2 separate regions of the Homo sapiens genome follow, and region 2 is linked to region 1. A link is a loop called in an ENCODE intact Hi-C map of the cell type or tissue named here. Cell type or tissue: CD4-positive, alpha-beta T cell. All regions are shown on one strand. Links, peaks and the distances in the headings refer to the core of each region. The heading gives the core; the rest is flanking DNA.

What was found. A loop is a pair of places that touch in the nucleus more often than their neighbours do. Peaks named below come from ENCODE experiments on the same cell type or tissue, not always from the same donor. Only the 100,000 strongest peaks of a DNase experiment are listed, where the experiment ranks them.
Region 2: it touches region 1 in a loop (15-fold over the local background); 9 of 110 quality-filtered maps call a loop at or near these places.

What each region holds. Positions count from the first base shown.
Region 1 is chrX:154,759,404-154,768,296 of GRCh38, forward strand. DKC1 (dyskerin pseudouridine synthase 1) reads left to right here and starts at 3,461. Exons shown (of 15, transcript NM_001363.5): 1 at 3,461-3,578; 2 at 5,496-5,563; 3 at 6,041-6,127; 4 at 6,504-6,595; 5 at 6,813-6,997; 6 at 7,594-7,658; 7 at 7,853-7,979. The coding sequence starts at 3,563. RefSeq lists enhancers at 3,082-3,141, 3,892-3,991 and a silencer at 3,242-3,541. In CD4-positive, alpha-beta T cell, for the core only: no CTCF peak of the experiment used is centred there; DNase peaks (open chromatin) are centred at 2,768, 3,308 and 4,128; H3K4me3 peaks cover 2,317 bases; H3K27ac peaks cover 2,283 bases.
Region 2 is chrX:154,707,356-154,716,248 of GRCh38, forward strand. It overlaps GAB3 (GRB2 associated binding protein 3), which reads right to left. Exons shown (of 10, transcript NM_001081573.3): 2 at 8,671-8,893; 3 at 5,852-6,071; 4 at 4,874-5,346. Among named protein-coding and RNA genes, the nearest start is that of GAB3, 39 kb to the right of the region's middle. RefSeq lists a silencer at 7,741-7,850. In CD4-positive, alpha-beta T cell, for the core only: CTCF peaks have their summits at 7,776 (motif pointing left) and 7,978; DNase peaks (open chromatin) are centred at 5,706 and 7,756; H3K27ac peaks cover 366 bases.

The DNA of each region.
Region 1 (8,893 bases), core at 242-8,241:
ACTCACCCCACTCTTTAAACCTGTTCTTTATTGAGTCCCACAGTCTATAATACCCTTCCAATAATAACAGTCTGTTTCTTGTACTTCCAAACAAAACATTTCTAAGTGGCACAAGATTTGGTACTAGAAGCAAAGTCTTCCATGAGTCTTGCATTCAGACAAATGCAAGAATTTTGTTTTGGTTACCTGGCTAGATGTGGTGAAAACAATGTGGTGAAAAATAATCTGGGATGGGAATCTAGTAGCTTACAGCATTTATTAGCAAAACACCTCCTTCAATCCTTGTACACTCTCACCTGAACTCTATCGTCCATTGCAGTTAAAGCTCTGGGATAGGCTTCTTGGTCCAGGCATCACCTCCACATGAACCTCTATTCCAGCGTCTATACCAAGAAATCAGCCTGATTTAAAATGATCTTCTCTCTTTTTGGGTCAAGAACCTTCACATATCATTTACATAAATATTACCTGTTTCCTGGTACATGTTTGCAAACTCCTACTACTGTTTTCATATGCAAGCTTTCTCCTGCTGCATGACTTAAATTGTTCAGTTGAGGCAATGTAGAGGTTAACTCTAGTTACAGGCCTGGAGACATTGGGGTGGGAGAGTAGGAGGGAAGTGCCTTTGCTTCCCTGCTAATTCCCTCATGAGACAGTAAGGGAACCTGCAATCAGATAAACGTGGGGGTTGTTTAACAATGGAGGCTCAGTAAGAGTTGGGGATTCTGGGGACTCCCAATTCTCCAATTTACTCCCATTTCAAATCCCAGTGTTCTATGCTTTTCTGATCGTGGCCCCAACCTTTACTAAGAGAACTGAGAAGGCTGCGAACTCACTGAGTTTTGTAATTTGGAAAGGTGATGGGTCAAAATTTTAAAGTTTGGTTTTTAGTTGTTTTATTCTTGTGCCTGTAAAAGATAAGTAATTCCTTAAGCATTGTTATAGAAATTCCCTCTGTGACCCAAACCAAAAATTCGAGGAATTTGGCTGTCATTTAGATGATCCCAAACCATCATGAGTGGCCATCCTATCCCACAATTCTTGAAATCCTGTGCAACCATCACCAAAATGTAATTTTAGAACCTTTTTTTATCACCTCAAAAAGAAACTCTGTGCCCATTAGCAGTCATTCCCCATGTTCCCCTAAATTCCTAGGCCAAGGCTACCACTAATCTGCTTTTTGTCTCTAGATTTGCCTAGTCTGGATATTTCCTATAAATGGAATCACACAAAATGTGGCCTTTGGTGAATGGCTTCTTTCACTCAGCATAATGCTTTCAATGTTGTATCCATGTTGTAGCATGGATCAGTACTTCATCCCTTTTTACGGCTCCATTGTATGAATAGACCACATTTTGTTTATCTATTCATCTGTTCATTTTGGTTGTTTCTACCTTTTGGCTATTGTGAACAGTTCTTCTATGAACATATGTGTACAACCATCTATCTAAAAATCCATTTTCGATTCTCTTGGGTCTATACCTAGGAGTAGAATTGGTGAGTCATATGGTAACTCTGTGTTTAACCTTTCAAGGAATTGCCAGACCATTTTCTAAAGTGGCTGCATCATTGTACTTGATGGTACTCATGGTTTGGTCAGACAACACCCAGTTTATCATGGGCAGGTCAGGTCTTAAGACCACATGTATCACAGTCATTCCGTTTCAGTAAATAATTACAGCAAGCCAGGAGCTTTTCCTCCTGGCAAATTATTATTTTTTGTGTGTGGAGGTCTTAGCTTTAAGTTTATTTCAAATTCCAGAGGGCTGAACTGTGAGTCTCTTATTAAAGCTTGGAAAAGGCTCTGTGTAGCATCCTAATGGGGTATGCCATCTCCAGAAAATGGCCCACTGAGTGTCATGCTTCTTTTTTAGCAAGCAGAGGGTTCCAAGTAAGGCAACTTGTCTTTCTCTTTGGAGGGACCGTCTCAACATGCCTCAGCCCACTGCATGCCCAGGAAGTTCACTGAGGTATCACCTCCCTGAATTTTCAAGGGGCTTCTCTCTCACCTTGTGGTGAAATATTTGCCACTTCCTATGCATCAGGTCCACTCAGCATGATGTCTTGGGGTACAGTGAGATGATCAAATCAGTTCCCAGGGACTCAATTATGATAATGTGCCAGAGGCTTCCTTTGTTCTTTCCTTCCATTATCACCCTCAGTCCTTGAGTCAGGAAGCCCCTCTGGGAATTTATCCAGCTACCAATTGTGTTTATTACAAGTATGGATTCAAGAACCGGGGAAAGAGCCACAGGGTGGCTGATAGTGAAAGGGACGTGGGCTGACTCCACTTCTGACCATTGGACCAAGTGGCATTCTACTTCCCCAGTGATTCACACGGGCTAGTGCAAGCCCCTGGTAAATGGCCACGGGTCCCACGAGAAGGGAGGAGGCAGGCTGAAAGTACACACTTGTAGCGTTACATGTGCCTGGCCTCACCTTTACAGGCTCACCTCACGGGCTCTGGCCTGTGGACTGACTAGATCTGGGAATTAGATGAGGCACCATGATTTTCCATTGTGGTGATTCAAGGCAGAATGCCTTTAGCCAGACCTAGAGTTACCGGGGTTATACAGATCATGATGGCTTACTACAGGACACTGTGATCAATTAGACACCACCAAAGATCCCTGGGGAGAAATCAGTTTGGTTCCAGCTTCCAGCCCTGCTGCCTATCATGATACCCAGGCTCATCCTGTTTCTATGAGATTTAGTGCCAGTGCTTTGTCTCTGCTGTTTGGCGTGAAGCCCGGTCGTAGAGTTCAAATTGAGGTGTGCTGTGAGCATAAACGCACACACCGGAAAGTCTTTGCGGGGACAAAAAAAAAAAACCAATGTAAAATACCCCATTCATACTGTTGTGTTTTGCCTATATGTGGAAATGATAATATTTCGGATACGCTGGGTTAAAAAAATTCATTATAAATCATTTTCACCTTTTTCTTTTTACTCTTCTTTCATGTTGCTGCTGGAAAATTTAAAAGTCAACATGTGGCACGCACACTACTCCTATTGGCCATCTGCTCTAGCTGGATGGGAACTGCAAGCAGCAAAGGCCTTTCAACCTCTCCGAGCTTCAACATGTTCACTTATGCATCAGGACTGATCCAACAGCAACCTGAAAGGGTCGGTGTGAGAAAGCAAAGAAAGAGGTACTGTTTACGGAGCGTTCAGCCGTGAGCCCAGGCGCAGGCGCGGAGCTAAACCCGGAGGTGAAGCAACTACAGCTGGGGCCACGCCCACAGACTCCGGGCTGTCGGGGCGGGCGGCACTCGCGCTTCCAGCCTGGGCCAACCAGGCTGCTTGAGGCTCGAAGCGCATGCGCGGTCTCGCCCTCCGTACTGGCCGAGCCAGCAAATCGCATTGCGCAGACGACCAGCGGGCGCCTCGGATTCCGCCCCCGGGATGGCCCCGCCTCCTCCCGCCCCGCGGCAAGGCACGCACAGGGCAGTGCGCGGGTGGGTGGGTCCTAGCAGCGCGGCCTGACGGGACCAAGGCGGCGGGAGTCTGCGGTCGTTCCCTCGGCTGTGGACCGGGCGGCACGCACGCGGTGCAGGGTAACATGGCGGATGCGGAAGGTAAGGGCTGCAGGCTTCCGGGCCGTGCTAACTCCGGGCGACTCGGGGAACGGGGGTGGGGGGATGGTATCGGGGCCCGCGCACGCCTCCCTCTGGTTCCCGCCGGCGTGTCGGCCTCTTCACCGCCCGGCCTTAAGCCGGCCTTGTCTCTCGGCCCTGGCTCCGTGGCAAGGGCGCGAGAGTGGGAGCCCCTCGCGGTGACTTGGCATGATGGGGCTCGGCCCTCTCACCTCCCTGGGGTCCGGGTCGCCGTCGAAAGACATCTGCCGTGCTGCCCACCCCGCGGTGGCGTGGGACGTGGCAGTGTCTGTGCTGCTGCCAGCCCGGACGCCGCCGTTACAGCTCCATGCGACTAGGGGAGCAAGGGTAGTGGAAACGGGCCGAGAAGAAAAGGAGCGGAGGGACCCCGGAGCAGGGATAGAGCTCCGAGTTGCAAGAAAGTTCTAGAGGCCACAAGCCCGCGGGGACAGTCGAGTGGTCGCTTATGGAACTTTCCGGCCCCCTGCGTGAGCGCTTCTGTGGGATGTTTAAGCTCTGCCATAGCCACGTGGTGAACCGGAAGGGAAGCCGACACGTGCAGTAGCCTACAGTCAGTTACCCAGCCATGGGACCCATACATTTGGCCTTACACACCTTGTTTTCTCGCTTACCTACGGATATACGTTCTAAGAAATGGGTCGTTAGGCGATTTCATCATTGTGTGAACATCAGAGGGCTCTTACACAAACCTAGGTGGCATAGGCTACTACACACCTAGGCTGTATATGGTGTAGCGTATGGCTCCTAGGCTTCAAACCTGGACAGCATGGTATTGTGCGGAATGCTGTAGGCAGTTGGGACACAGCGTCGAGAGTTTGTGTACTTAAACATGTCTAAGCAGAAAAAGGACAGTAAAAATATAGCACAGGGCCGGGCGCGGTGGCTCAGGCCTGTGATCCCAGCCCAGGCTGGCGGATCACCTGCGGTCAGGAGTTCAAGACCAGCCTGGCCAACATGGTGAAACCCCGTCTCTACTAAAAATACAAAAAATTTAGGTGGGCGTGGTGGTATACGCCTGTAATCCCAGCTACTCGGGAGGCTGAGGCAGGAGAATTGCTTGAACCTGGAGAAGGAGGTTGCAGTGAGCCGAGTTTCTGCCACTGCACTCCAGCCTGGGGAAAGAGTGTGACCGTCTCAAAAAAAAAAAATTATATATATATATAAATATGTGTGTGTATATATGTATATTATATATGTATGTATTATATGTATGTATATTATATATATATAGTACACAAGGTTATAAGTGGTGCACCCGTAGAGGAGGGCACTTACCATGAATGGAGCTTGCTGAGCTGGAAGTTGCCCTGGTTGAGTCGGTGACTGAATGTGAAGGCCTCAGACATTACACTACTGGAGACTTTATAATCTGTACACCTAGGCTACACTAAATTTATAAAAATATATTTTTCTTCAGAATAAATCAACCTTAGCTTACTGTAACTTTATAAACTTTTTACTTCGACTGTTGTAATAATACTTAGCTTAAAACAAACACATTATTTAGCTGTACGTAAATATTTTCTCTGCTTATCTCCTTATTTATAAGTTTTCTATTTTAAAATTTTTTAATTTTTTTCTTAAAAAATTTTTTTTTGTTAACTAAGACACAAACACAGCACACACAGTAGCCTTGACCTACACAGGGTCAGGATCATCAAGACATCACTAGGAGATAGGAATTTTTCAGCTCTGTTATAATCTTATGGGGGCCACCATCACATACGCAGTCTGTACTTGCAAAACATTATGTGGCATGTGACTGTAATTGTAGACCTAAAATCCATTTCCTACCTGCCCTAATTTCGGTCTTTATTTTAAACCCTTGTTTCATTTATTCTTGGGGAAAATTCCCAAATCCTGTGTTTGTTTTTTTAGTAATTATTTTGCCAAAGAAACATAAGAAGAAAAAGGAGCGGAAGTCATTGCCAGAAGAAGATGTAGCCGTGAGTAGTAATGTGTTTGACTTCACTTTGACTAAAAAGAAAGTTTACTTAAATAACAAACTAAAGGAAAGAAGTGTTTTTAAAGGTTTCCAAGGAATGGGCCAGCATTGGTAGTCATTGTGTAGATTCGAAAAAGCACTGAAATGACACAGCCCCAGACAGTCCAAGTGTCCTTCAGGCATAGCTTACTAAATGGTGCTGGCCTTACCAACTGCTGTCTCTGAATTTGTCTTCCTTATGCCACCCACAGACCCGCCATCCCCCTTTCTCTTTAAATGTTTGGACCCATCTTAGTGACATTTCACTTCCCCTCTGTACTCCTGGTTCATTTCTTCTCTCTCTTTCCCTTGGAGGTCCCAGTGAAAAGGCATAGGAAGCCTTGTTTTCTGTTTAAAAGGCATACATTTCCATGGCAGTAATGGAATTGTTCAAAATCGGGTGGGAAGTTTAATAGGTTATATTTCTGTCCTGTCGAAGGAAATACAACACGCTGAAGAATTTCTTATCAAACCTGAATCCAAAGTTGCTAAGTTGGACACGTCTCAGTGGCCCCTTTTGCTAAAGGTATGTGGTTAAAATCGTGCATCAGATGAATGCCTGCTTTTACGTTATTTCCAAGTGTTAAACAATTGATTGAGAATGCTTACTGCTGGCATCCTTGACTTTGGGAAGTGCCCACTGATACAGTTTAAAGCAGGATTCCTTAAGGTATCTGAAATGAGAACCAAGTTTTTAAAAAATTGGCAGTGCACTCAACACTGTTGTAGAACACATGTCCCCACAATGTTAAATTGCTGAGTTTGTCAACAGTTCTCAGTTTTTGTACTTAGTCCATCTTGCAGACCTATGCCAGTTTGTGGGCCACATAGTGGTACTGACTCTTTTTTTACATGTGCTCACGACATGGTATTTTGTTTTGTGTTGTGTCGTTGCTTTGTAGAATTTTGATAAGCTGAATGTAAGGACAACACACTATACACCTCTTGCATGTGGTTCAAATCCTCTGAAGAGAGAGATTGGGGACTATATCAGGTAAGTGTTGGGAGGAGGCACTGTGCAAACTTACTTTCTTTTGAAAATGCTTTCACATCAGCTATTCAGGAAGGCAGTGGCATGCCAGAATAGCTTTGTCTTGAATATATAACCTGTACCCGCAGTGAATTATTTTTCTTTTTAACTTTTCAGATTTGTTGTTTCACTGGAGCATTAAGAGTGGGTGATACATTAATTTTTTTTTTTTCCATTCCAGGACAGGTTTCATTAATCTTGACAAGCCCTCTAACCCCTCTTCCCATGAGGTGGTAGCCTGGATTCGACGGATACTTCGGGTGGAGAAGACAGGGCACAGTGGTACGCTGGATCCCAAGGTGACTGGTTGTTTAATCGTGTGCATAGAACGAGCCACTCGCTTGGTGAAGTCACAACAGAGTGCAGGTATGTGGGAGAGGGAGGGAAGGACTGGCTAGAGTGAAAAGCTTTCTGTATTTCCCTTCTATGTTTTGTCTGCTGGAAACTATTTCTTCATTAAGAAAAAAAAAAATCCTAAAGCAAGGATATTGTTTTGGTTTCTGTGTACGTTCTGTCCCCTGCCAGATCTTGGTGGTCCGCGCTTTTTGGAATTCCACATACTAAGCATGTATTCATCAAGCTGACTGGATCCATTTGTCCGGGTTCAGCTCTCAGCTTGTCACTCCAGGCTTCTCACTCTGTGCTACCGCTTCTGCCTAAAGTATCCTTCGTTCATTTTTATCTGAGAAAAGCCTGCTTATCTTGCAAGGCTTTTTCCACGCAGCTTCTACACTGAGTACTCCCAACTGTCCCTGTTAGTACATTGAATTCCCAGTGAGAAAGTGTCTTCATTCTTTCCCACATCATCACCATGAAATCTCTCTTAATGCAAATTTTATAGAAACACAAGGTCAAACTGCCGCTTTTCCTGCTGTGCAAAATGGGAGTGACTGAGCATATAAGAAATATGGAAAACAGAAAACTCAGTGGCCACACCTGACTACTCTTTTGTCATTTTTCAGGCAAAGAGTATGTGGGGATTGTCCGGCTGCACAATGCTATTGAAGGGGGGACCCAGCTTTCTAGGGTAAGTCTGCAATTGTAGGGAGGACACCCTTTGTTGACTTGGATCTCTGAGCCCCTAAACATCTGGAGATGGGTTAGCTGTCCTGACTGACTCCTTTTGTCCCCTTTTCAGTCGGCTGCTGCAGCCAGCCTGGACCAGTGACTGCACATGTACATTCTGATGAGGTGTTTGTTTTCATTTGTGTTTGTTCTTAGGCCCTAGAAACTCTGACAGGTGCCTTATTCCAGCGACCCCCACTTATTGCTGCAGTAAAGAGGCAGCTCCGAGTGAGGACCATCTACGAGAGCAAAATGATTGAATACGATCCTGAAAGAAGATTAGGTGAGTCATTAGGCCTGTGAGTGGGTATGAACACATTCTTCAGGATTCTGTTCTCTTATTAAAAGTAGATGCCCTTGAAGTTGAAGACTTTCTAAAACCTGCCCTACAGCTGGGATATTGTCTGTGGGCGATAGTTTTTGTTATCTTTTGTTGAAAAAGTGAACAGTGCCTAGTAAAGTGAGATGGCTTTTACACCTTTTATGATGACTGCTTCTGCTGGAGTTGAAATGTTTTCATTCTGCATTTGTGTAGTTCGGTGCTTTGTTCAAAGGTAAGTGTTTTCACCAAAGTATGTTTTGCATGTGTTTTTTATTTGTTGCAATTTTGACTGCTTAGAAGTTTCTGTTGTCAGAAGTAAATTTAAGACAATGCCAATTTTCCTCCCATCCATGAAACATACCATGCTGAATATACCTGCAACTTAAGTGTTAAAAATTCTGCTAATATCAGAATTACAGATCTTTTTTTTTTTTTTTTTTTTTTTTTGAGACGGAGTCTCGCTCTGTCGCCCAGGCTGGAGTGCGGTGGCATGATCTCGGCTCACTGCAAACTCTGTCTCCCGGGTTCACACCATTTTCCTGCCTCAGCCTCCCAAGTAGCTGGGACTATAGGCGCCCGCCATCATGCCCGGCTAATTTTTTGTACATTTAGTAGAGACGGGGTTTCACCATGTTAGCCAGGATGGTCTTGATCTCCTGACGTCGTGATCCACCCGCCTCTGCCTCCCAAAGTGCTGGAATTACAGGCGTGAGCCACCGTGCCTGGCCAGAATTACAGATCTTTACAGCAAATGCTTATATTTTAAGAAGTGTGTCTGTCACCTCTAGTCTTGGTGGCTCAGATGAAGGATAACTGCATTTCTCAACCAGTGATGTATTTACAGTAGGTGCTGCTTTTCTTTTGTGTGTGTGTAT
Region 2 (8,893 bases), core at 192-8,191, 52 kb before region 1:
CACAAAAAATGATAATTATATTAGGTAATGTTTGTTAATTAGCTTGATTTTAATCATTCCATGATATAGATGTATATCAAAACATCATATTGTATCCCATAAATGTATACAATTATTTGTCAGTTAAAAATAAAAGAAATACATCTATTCATGACTTTAGAAAATAACAGTTAGCAAAGTAGAAAATATGTGAATGACTTTAATCTAATGAATGATATCTACAATATTCCACAGCAAACCACATTGTAACGGTGAAATATTAGAAGCTTTCTATCTGAGATCAGGAATGATACAAGGATCCGTATTGTCACCAGGACTATTCAGTAACGTCCTGGACTTCTTATCCCATGCAGTGACATAAGAAAAAGTAATGAAAAATACAAGGGTTGTTAAAGAAAAAACAAAGCTATTATTATTTGCAGGCAATATAATTATATGCAAAGAAAAGACAAAATAATCCATAGTTTTAAAAAGCTGGATATAAAATCAAAATCCAAAACTCAATTTAAGTTTTCATACAACAGCAAAAAACAGTTGACAATAACATAAAAAATAGCAAATACACGGAAATGTATTAATAAGAGATATGTAAAATTTCTACACTAAAAACTATAAAACATTATATACACAAATTAAATAAAATCTACGTTGTACTGGCATAAAAACAGATACATAAACCAAAAGAACAGAATAGAGAGGCCAGAAATACACCCACATGTACATGGTCAACTATGCTTTGACAAGAGAGCAAAGAATACACAATGGAGAAAGGAGAGTCTCTTCAATAAATTGTGTTGGGAAAACTGGATATCCACACGCAAAAGAATGAACTTGGGCCCTTTTCTTATACCATATACAAAAAATTAACTTGAAATGGATTATAGACTTCAATCTAAAATCTAAAACCATTTAGCCCCTAGAAGAAAATATAGGGGGAAAGCTCATTGACATTGGTATTGATTGACAATGATATTTTGGATATGATTCCAAATGCACAGGCAAAAATAGCAAAAATAAACAAGCGGAGCTACATCAAACTAACAAGTGTCTGCTCAGCAAAGGAAACAATCAACAAAATGAAAAGGCAACCTAGAGAATGAGAGAAAATATTTGCAAATCATATAAAAGGGGTTAACAGTAAAAATATATAAGGAACTCACATAACTGAGTAGCAAAAAAACTAAATGACCCAATTTTAAAATGGGCAAAGATCCGAATAGACATTTCTCAAATGGCCAACAGGTATATGAAAAAATGCTCGACATCACTAACCATCATGGAAATGCAAATCAGAACCACACAAGGTATCGGCCCACACCTGTGAGGATGGCTAATATCAAAAAAGACAAGAAATACAAGTGTTGGAGAGCATGTAGAGAAGAGAACCCTTGTACACTGTTGGTGGGAATGTAAATTGGTATAGCCATTATGGAAAACAGTATGGAGGTTCCTCAGAAACTAAAAATATAACTACCTTATGATCCAGCAATCTCTCTTCTGGATACATATCCAAAAGAAATGAAATCAGTATGTCAAAGAGATACTTGCCCTCCTGTGTTTGTTGCAGCACTATTCACAATAGCCACAACATGTGATATGGTTTGGCCCTGTGTCCCCCACAAATCTCATGTTGAATTGTAATTCCCAATGTTGGAAGTAGGGCCTGGTGGGAGGTGATTGGATCATGGGGGTGGTTTCTAATGGTTCAGCACCATCCCCCTAGTGCTGTCTTGTGATAGAGCTCTCACGAGATCTGGTTGTTTAAAAGTGTGTAGCACCTCCCCCTTCACTCTCTTCCTCCTGCTCCAGCCATGTAAGACATGCTTCCTTCCTCTTTGTCTTCTTCCATGATTGTAAGTTTCCTGAGGCCTCCCTAGCCATGCTTCCTGTACAGCCTGTGGAACTGTGAGTGAGTCAATTAAATCTCTTTGCTTTATAAATTACCCAAATTACCCAGTCTCCGGCAGTTTTTTTTTTTTTTTTGAGACGAAGTCTTGCTCTGTCGCCCAGACTGGAGTGCAGTGGTGTGATCTTGGCTCACTGCAAACTCTGCCTCCCAGGTTCAAGCGATTCTCCTGCCTCAGCCTCCCGAGTAGCTGGGACCACAGGCACCCGCCACCACACTGGGTAATTTTTGTATTTTTAGTAGAGACAGGGTTCCACCATATTGGCCAGGCTGGTCTTGAACCTCTAACCTTGTGATCTGCCCGCCCCCGCCTCCCAAAGTGCTGGGATTACAGTCTGAGCCACCGCACCCAGCCTCAAATAGTTCTTTAGTCCATTCTCATACTGAGAATGGACTAATACAACATGTAGTCAATTTGTGTCCATCACTGGATGAATGGATAAAGGATATAATGGATATAAAAAATGTGGTATATATTCAGAATGGAATATTACTCAGCCTTAAAAAGGAATGGTATCCTGTCATTTGTGACAACATGGGTAAACCAGGATGAGATTATGTTCAGTGAAATGAGCTGGGCACAGAAAAAAAAATACTGCACGATTTCACTTATATGTGGAATCTAAAAAAGTCAAACTCATGGCAATAGTAAAATGGTGGTTGTCAGGGACTGGGGAATGCAGGTAAATGAGAATATGTTGGTCAAAAGGTACAAACTTTCAGTGATAAGTGAACAAGTCTGGGGGATCCAATGTACAGCATGGGTGGCCATGGATGTGTTAATTAGTTTGATTGTAATAATCAGTACATAATGCATATGCATATCAAATCATCATGTTCTGATGCATATGCATTCACACCTTGAATATGTGCAATCTTTATTTGTCAATTAAATATTTTAAAATACAAAAATAAGACCTACAGAAATGGAAGCATATTTCCTATTCATGGATTGGAAAATTCAACATTGTAGTCAAATCTTCACAAACCGATCTACAGATCGGATGCAATCCTCCTCAAATCCCCAATATATTTATATATGTGTGTCTAGAACCTGACCAGCTGACTGTAAAATTGACCCTAGAATAGCCATTATATTCCCAAAGGCAGGAGGACTTGTCCTACTGGATATTAAGACAGAATGGTACAGTAATTAAGAGAGTGTGGCACTGGTGCAAGCTGGACAAGTAGGCTCCAAGGGATAGAAAGCAGAAAGGAAACTCAGACCCTCACATACATGGGCACTTCATCTATGGCAGAGGGGGCGCTGGAGAGCCATGGGGACAGGACAGCCTTGCAGGGTCATCGGATGGAGATCCAGATGGACAAAAACGAACCTTGACCTCACTCTGCCACCACGTACCAACACAGATTCCAGGCAAATCTCAGTGGGAAAGGCAGAACAATAAACTTTATGCATTCCCTCAGCTTTATCAGAGCCATTTTGCTTCTAGGCACCACTGTTGTTTGGTCTTTGTTTCATGGTCAAAACCTCTATTTTACTTAGTTTTAATCTTTGTTTGCCTTCATGTAAAAGAACACAACCTAATTGTTTTATGTTTGTGTTGAAATTTCAAATTATTTCAAGTTTTTGTTCTTCAATTTAAGACTTTTAATTCATTTTCATATGTTATTATTCTACTGGTTTTATTCATTTCACTTCCTAAAATCTGCTTAACCACTTTCATTTTTCCCTTTTTGTCAACTGTTCACACATGTTAGCATATCCAGATCATTTGTGTAATCAGTATACATCTATTTCATAAGGACTGTCAAAAGGAAGCAACATACATAATGGTAACATCATTAGGGACATTAGGGAAGGTTTTTACTAGTGACTTAATTCTCAGTCAGAATGAGAGATTCGTACAATTTGAAAATAAATTTGCACTCCTTCCACTTTCCATAATTCCTTGAAAACATGGCCTAAATAAGTAGTGATGTGTGGGTGATTATATTTCAATGGAGAGAGAAAGAAAGAGAGAGAAGAAAGAAAAAAGGAGAAAGACACAGAGATAGACAACTAGTTTTTGTGTCTGTCTGTGTATCTGAGAGATACAGACTGATGTAAGAAAGAAGAGCAAAATGCTAAGGTTGGTTGGCTCATGGCAGAAAGATGAGGTGGCTCAGCAAAGCAGTAAAGAAGAGGTTACTGAAAAACCACAATGAATGGGCTTGAATTGGCTTTCACCAAACAGCTTCTGAAGGCCAGAGAGGCCCAGGTGGAAAGAAACAGGTGGAGGAAGATGGAACTGCAAGCAGAATTGCAAGATAACCTCGTGAGGATAAATGGCCTTATAGAAAAGGGCAAAAGAGGGCTGTGGGAGGGCCCTTTGTACAGCCACTTAGAATTTGGAAAGAACAAGTCTAGTGGGATGATGAATGAGGTTGATGGGATTGCTAAAAAATAGAAGGCAGTGATGGTCTGTGGTCTCAGGACTCTCTATGTATGTGAGAGAGAGGCAAAGAAGGGAATGGGACTGAGTTAAGACAAAAGACATCAACTTTTGTACCAAGTGGGTCCCTGAGTGACTCCAAAAAACACTAGGAGCTCAGACTCAGGTGGGAAGCTTACCACATGGGCAAGGACTTGCATGGGCAAGCCCATCACAAGGGACCAGGGTTCCAACCTATTGCAGCATCTATGGGGACCTAAATGTCTCTCCTGGTGGTCAGGCTCAAAGGAGGGGTTGGGGGGATCCAGGAACAGAAGAGTGCTGCTTTCAGGGTATATGCTTCCACCAAGGATCCAGCCCCATTAGAAGATCAGGCCAGCCTGAACAAGGGACAAGCACATATGTACACAAGTACACACTACTGATGTGGCTTTTTACCAAGCTGCACACATCAAGGTAATTCTAACCCAGCCCCATCGTTTTGGTCCATTGGCATGACCTCACATGGGCACAAAGAGTGAAGAGGAGCCCGGGTTTTCTTGGCGCCTGAATCTTAGGACCCAACACTTACCTTTCCAGGTTCTCATGTTGTCTAAACCAGAGAGGGAGATTCTTCTTGGAACCAGAGTGCATTCTGGCTTCTTGCTACCACTGTGTGTACTCCACTCCTCTTGGCGCCGTTCAGACAGATGGCTTGGCTTAGGGGGGCGGGGAGGTGGAGTGTTGGACATAATGTCTAGTTCTTTTGCTCCACAGGGTAAGGAACCTTGATTTTTATCTACCTGAATGGTGGAACTTAAGGAACTTTCCAGCAATGGTGAAGAAGACAAGTGGTCCCTGGGTGGCCCATTGATTTCTCTACTCCAGATCAGGGCAGCCTGAGGCCTCGAGGATGGCACCTCCTGAGCTCCACTGCCATGGCATGAGGGGTGGACCAAATGACTGGAGGGGAGCGGCTGCAGGCAGTCAACAAAAACATCATCAAATGAAGCCTGTTCCAATGAACGGTCTGAGTTTGACCAGCTATCACATCTGGTGGGTAGACTGGGGAAGAAAAGCATGTAAGTTGGACTAAAATGCAGCCATCCACCCACCACAAAACCAACGCTGGCCTCATTCCCATCTCCCCAGTACCACCTTGCTTGCTACTTGCATAGCCACATTCCCTCTACAACACTCAGTTACACCAACCCCTTGGTGTGGCAAAAGAAAAATGGTTTGTTGATTTTTTCATCCTCTAAGCATCAGATACACATGAAAATGCAAGGCTAGAAGTGAAAACCACAATGCTGAAAAGCATGACTCATTCTGTTTAGTATACTACATGCTTCATCTTTCACAGTGGTTCATAGCAATCTGTTCCTGCCTTGACATTGGCAGGAAGAGAGGTGACAGCAGACACACCCACTAGAAAATGCTACCACTAAATGGACTAATTTGGTGAAGCACACTGAACACATCTCAGCTACGGACTGCAAGAGGAGGCAGTGTGACTCTAGAGAGCATGCTAGCAGGCCCAGCTCAGACAGAGTCCTGGGCATAAGCATACCTGGTATGGTGCAGTCTTCCAGTCTCGCAGTTGGACAAAACCAGATAATCTGGAAGGAAGAGAAGCTCTGACTCACTTCTGGTTTCCTCAGTGGCTACGGCATTAGTGTTTGGGTCATCTCTTGGCAAAGAGGAGCTGGCAGCATGGGCGGTAAGAAGGGAGCTGGCAGAGGATGGCTGCAGGGAGGAGGGCGTGTAAGAGAGGCTCTCCATGGAATCTGCTGGAGAAATCATTTCCCAGGTTAATGTTTAAGAATGGCTATAACACGCACTCAAAATTTCTCCAACAGCATCAAAGAAGCCAAACAGAAGATGCAAATCACAGCTGGTGTTTGTACTGATGGAGAAGACCATTTCCCCAAGCTATAAACAATGTCTGGGAAAGAAGGCCAATGTTTCAAGAGCAAAGTGTTGAATCAATTAAGAGTAAAAAACCCAGCATTCTTGGCCCAAAAATCTGCAGTTAATCTACGCACAGCTTCTTTATGGCCCTCAGCAGCAGCCTTGCCTCATTGTTTTTTCACTCAACTAACAAACATATATATATATATATATATATATATATATATATATATATATATGCATAACAAGTACATGCATATAGTTATATATGTACTTGTGCATATATGTATGTATACCTATACATGTTTATTATATAGGTATATGTCTATATAGAATACCTATTACATCTACCATGTGCCCAGAATGCCACTAACCCTCAATACAGCCAAGACAAAGATCCTGCCCTTATTGAAGTTTAGATTCTAGCAGAGAAGACAGACAAATAACACATAAATAAAGAGTCCTGTTCATCACTGTTATAAGTAAAGGGAAGGAAAGAAACACAGTGCTGTGGTGGCTGGAAAAGTCCATTTCTTTTTCTCAAGGAGCATAACATTCTCCCCATCACCTGAGAACATGGTCCTTAAGATGAATTTGAATCAGGAATCAATGAGAACTCCAGATCAGAAACAGCCAATGAAAAGCCTGCTTTTATTTCCCTTTTGAACCAAGTTAATAGTCCAGGATTCCTGAGTCAGGATGACCCAGAACTAACTAGGTTCAAGTCCAGGCTCTACTACATAGCCATTACTACATGGCCTGCCTTCTCCAAGTTTCCTTTTCTATAAAGTGGAGATAGTAATCACACATAGGCCATAGAACTGCTGTGGGGATGAGACAAGTTAATATACAAAAGCATTTCAACAGAGATCCTGGCCAGGGTACACACACAATGTGTTGACTACTATATGGTTGCTGGAGACAGAACCAAACACTCTGTGAAAAGTCACAAGAAAGCCCTTTGGGTGTAATTCTCAGATGAAGAGGACCCTGCTCTTATGTGGTTCTAAAAACTGAGGCGGGGGGCTACAGAGAATGGAAAGGGTCATAGGTGAGTTTTCTGGCTTCCTCCAACTTCATGCCGGGACAGGCTCTCCAGTTTCGGCCTGGTGCCTTACTCATTCCTGGTGCTCTTGGGTTATTGGGAAACATATTATATATGTATGTTTTAGGATAACTCCTGGATAAGGAAAGAAACAGAGGAGATATATAACACAGTATACGACGATATACCTAGTTAAGGCTGAAGGTGCACAACAGGGTGGTAAAGAGCCAGCAGCAAGGCTGGAGAAGTTAGTTGGTCAGGGAGGTTCTGCTTGATTTGCATAATGTCAGACTCTAGCCAGAACCTACTTAATGCTGCTTTTCCAATTAAGTTTTGTCCATTGTACCAAGGATAAAGAACTTGCCATCACTTCATTTCCTTTTATTTGAGTGCTCCCAATGCTCAGCAATATTATTGAATAGCCTCACTTAATATGCTTCCCTGGTTCATGAAACGAAAAGGAATGTGTTCTCAGAAAGCACACTCTTGTGCCTGTCCTGGAGGGAGATTCAATTCTGACTCTCCATTGCCACCTAGCGTTAGAGTGTGGATATTTCAGTGGCAGATGGTGGAAACCATGCAGTAACTCTTAAAATGTTGAAGCAACTATAGATTACAGGATTTAGGGGCAAAGTTTTGTCTACTAGACTAAGAGGCTAAAAGAAACCAGATTCAAAATCTCATATTTTGAGGAATAGGACATGTTGCAATAATGTCAGGGGCTCAACAACAAAATCCATGAAGGGAAGTTAATTGTAACCCTAGGTTACAATATACCTGGAAAATTACATAGGATGAGTTGTGTGTGTGTGCGTGTGTGCGTGTGTGCGTGTGGCAGAGAGAGAGAGAGAGAGAGAGAGAGACTCTGGGGTACTCTTCATGGGTCAATTGCTCCCACTGCCCAGAAATGGCCCAGAGCAAACTTACAACTAATTTCCTCTGCAGAGAACTTGAGACATTTGGAGGTATCAGGAAATCTTTCTTGCCTACGATAAGTAGCCAAGTTCTCTCTTTCTACCATTTAGTGATGAACAACCCAATAGGCACCAGAAATGCTGGAGTTCCACAATATTTTGAAGTATGGCAATATTTGATATTTCTAGAAGGTCATGAGTGTCAGCATCATGGGAAGACATCCTCATCCACATTTGACTTTCACTGTGGCTGAATGAGAGCAAAGACATGAAGGGGTTTTAAAGCCATTAAAGTAACCTGCAATGCTCAGTGTGCTCATGGACTCTGCCTTCCCACATTTGGACTGGGTAAAAGAGGGCAATTTCCAGTATTGTATTTGGTAGGAACAGTTCTGATATAAATTAGCCTGCCAAAACACCCTCAAGGAGGCAGGCTTGGCATCTTGAACTGTTTTTCTGCAGTAACCCTCCAGTCCTGGGATACCCCTTAGCACATGGGAGCCCCAACTCCGCTCTTACCTGCACCATCCTCCAGGTGGCCAAGGTTGCAGACCTGACTGATGCTGTGCACCCACACCTGCATTTCTTGCTCAGTTTTGGCCACCAGGTAGAATGTACGGGAAGTAGTCTTGACAATGAACACGAAATTATTCTGAAATTCCTTCCGAACAAAGCTGGGGCCCACATGCTTCCACACTGCACACTCGCTGAGGTCTATCACCCGGATGGGCTTGCTGGAGTG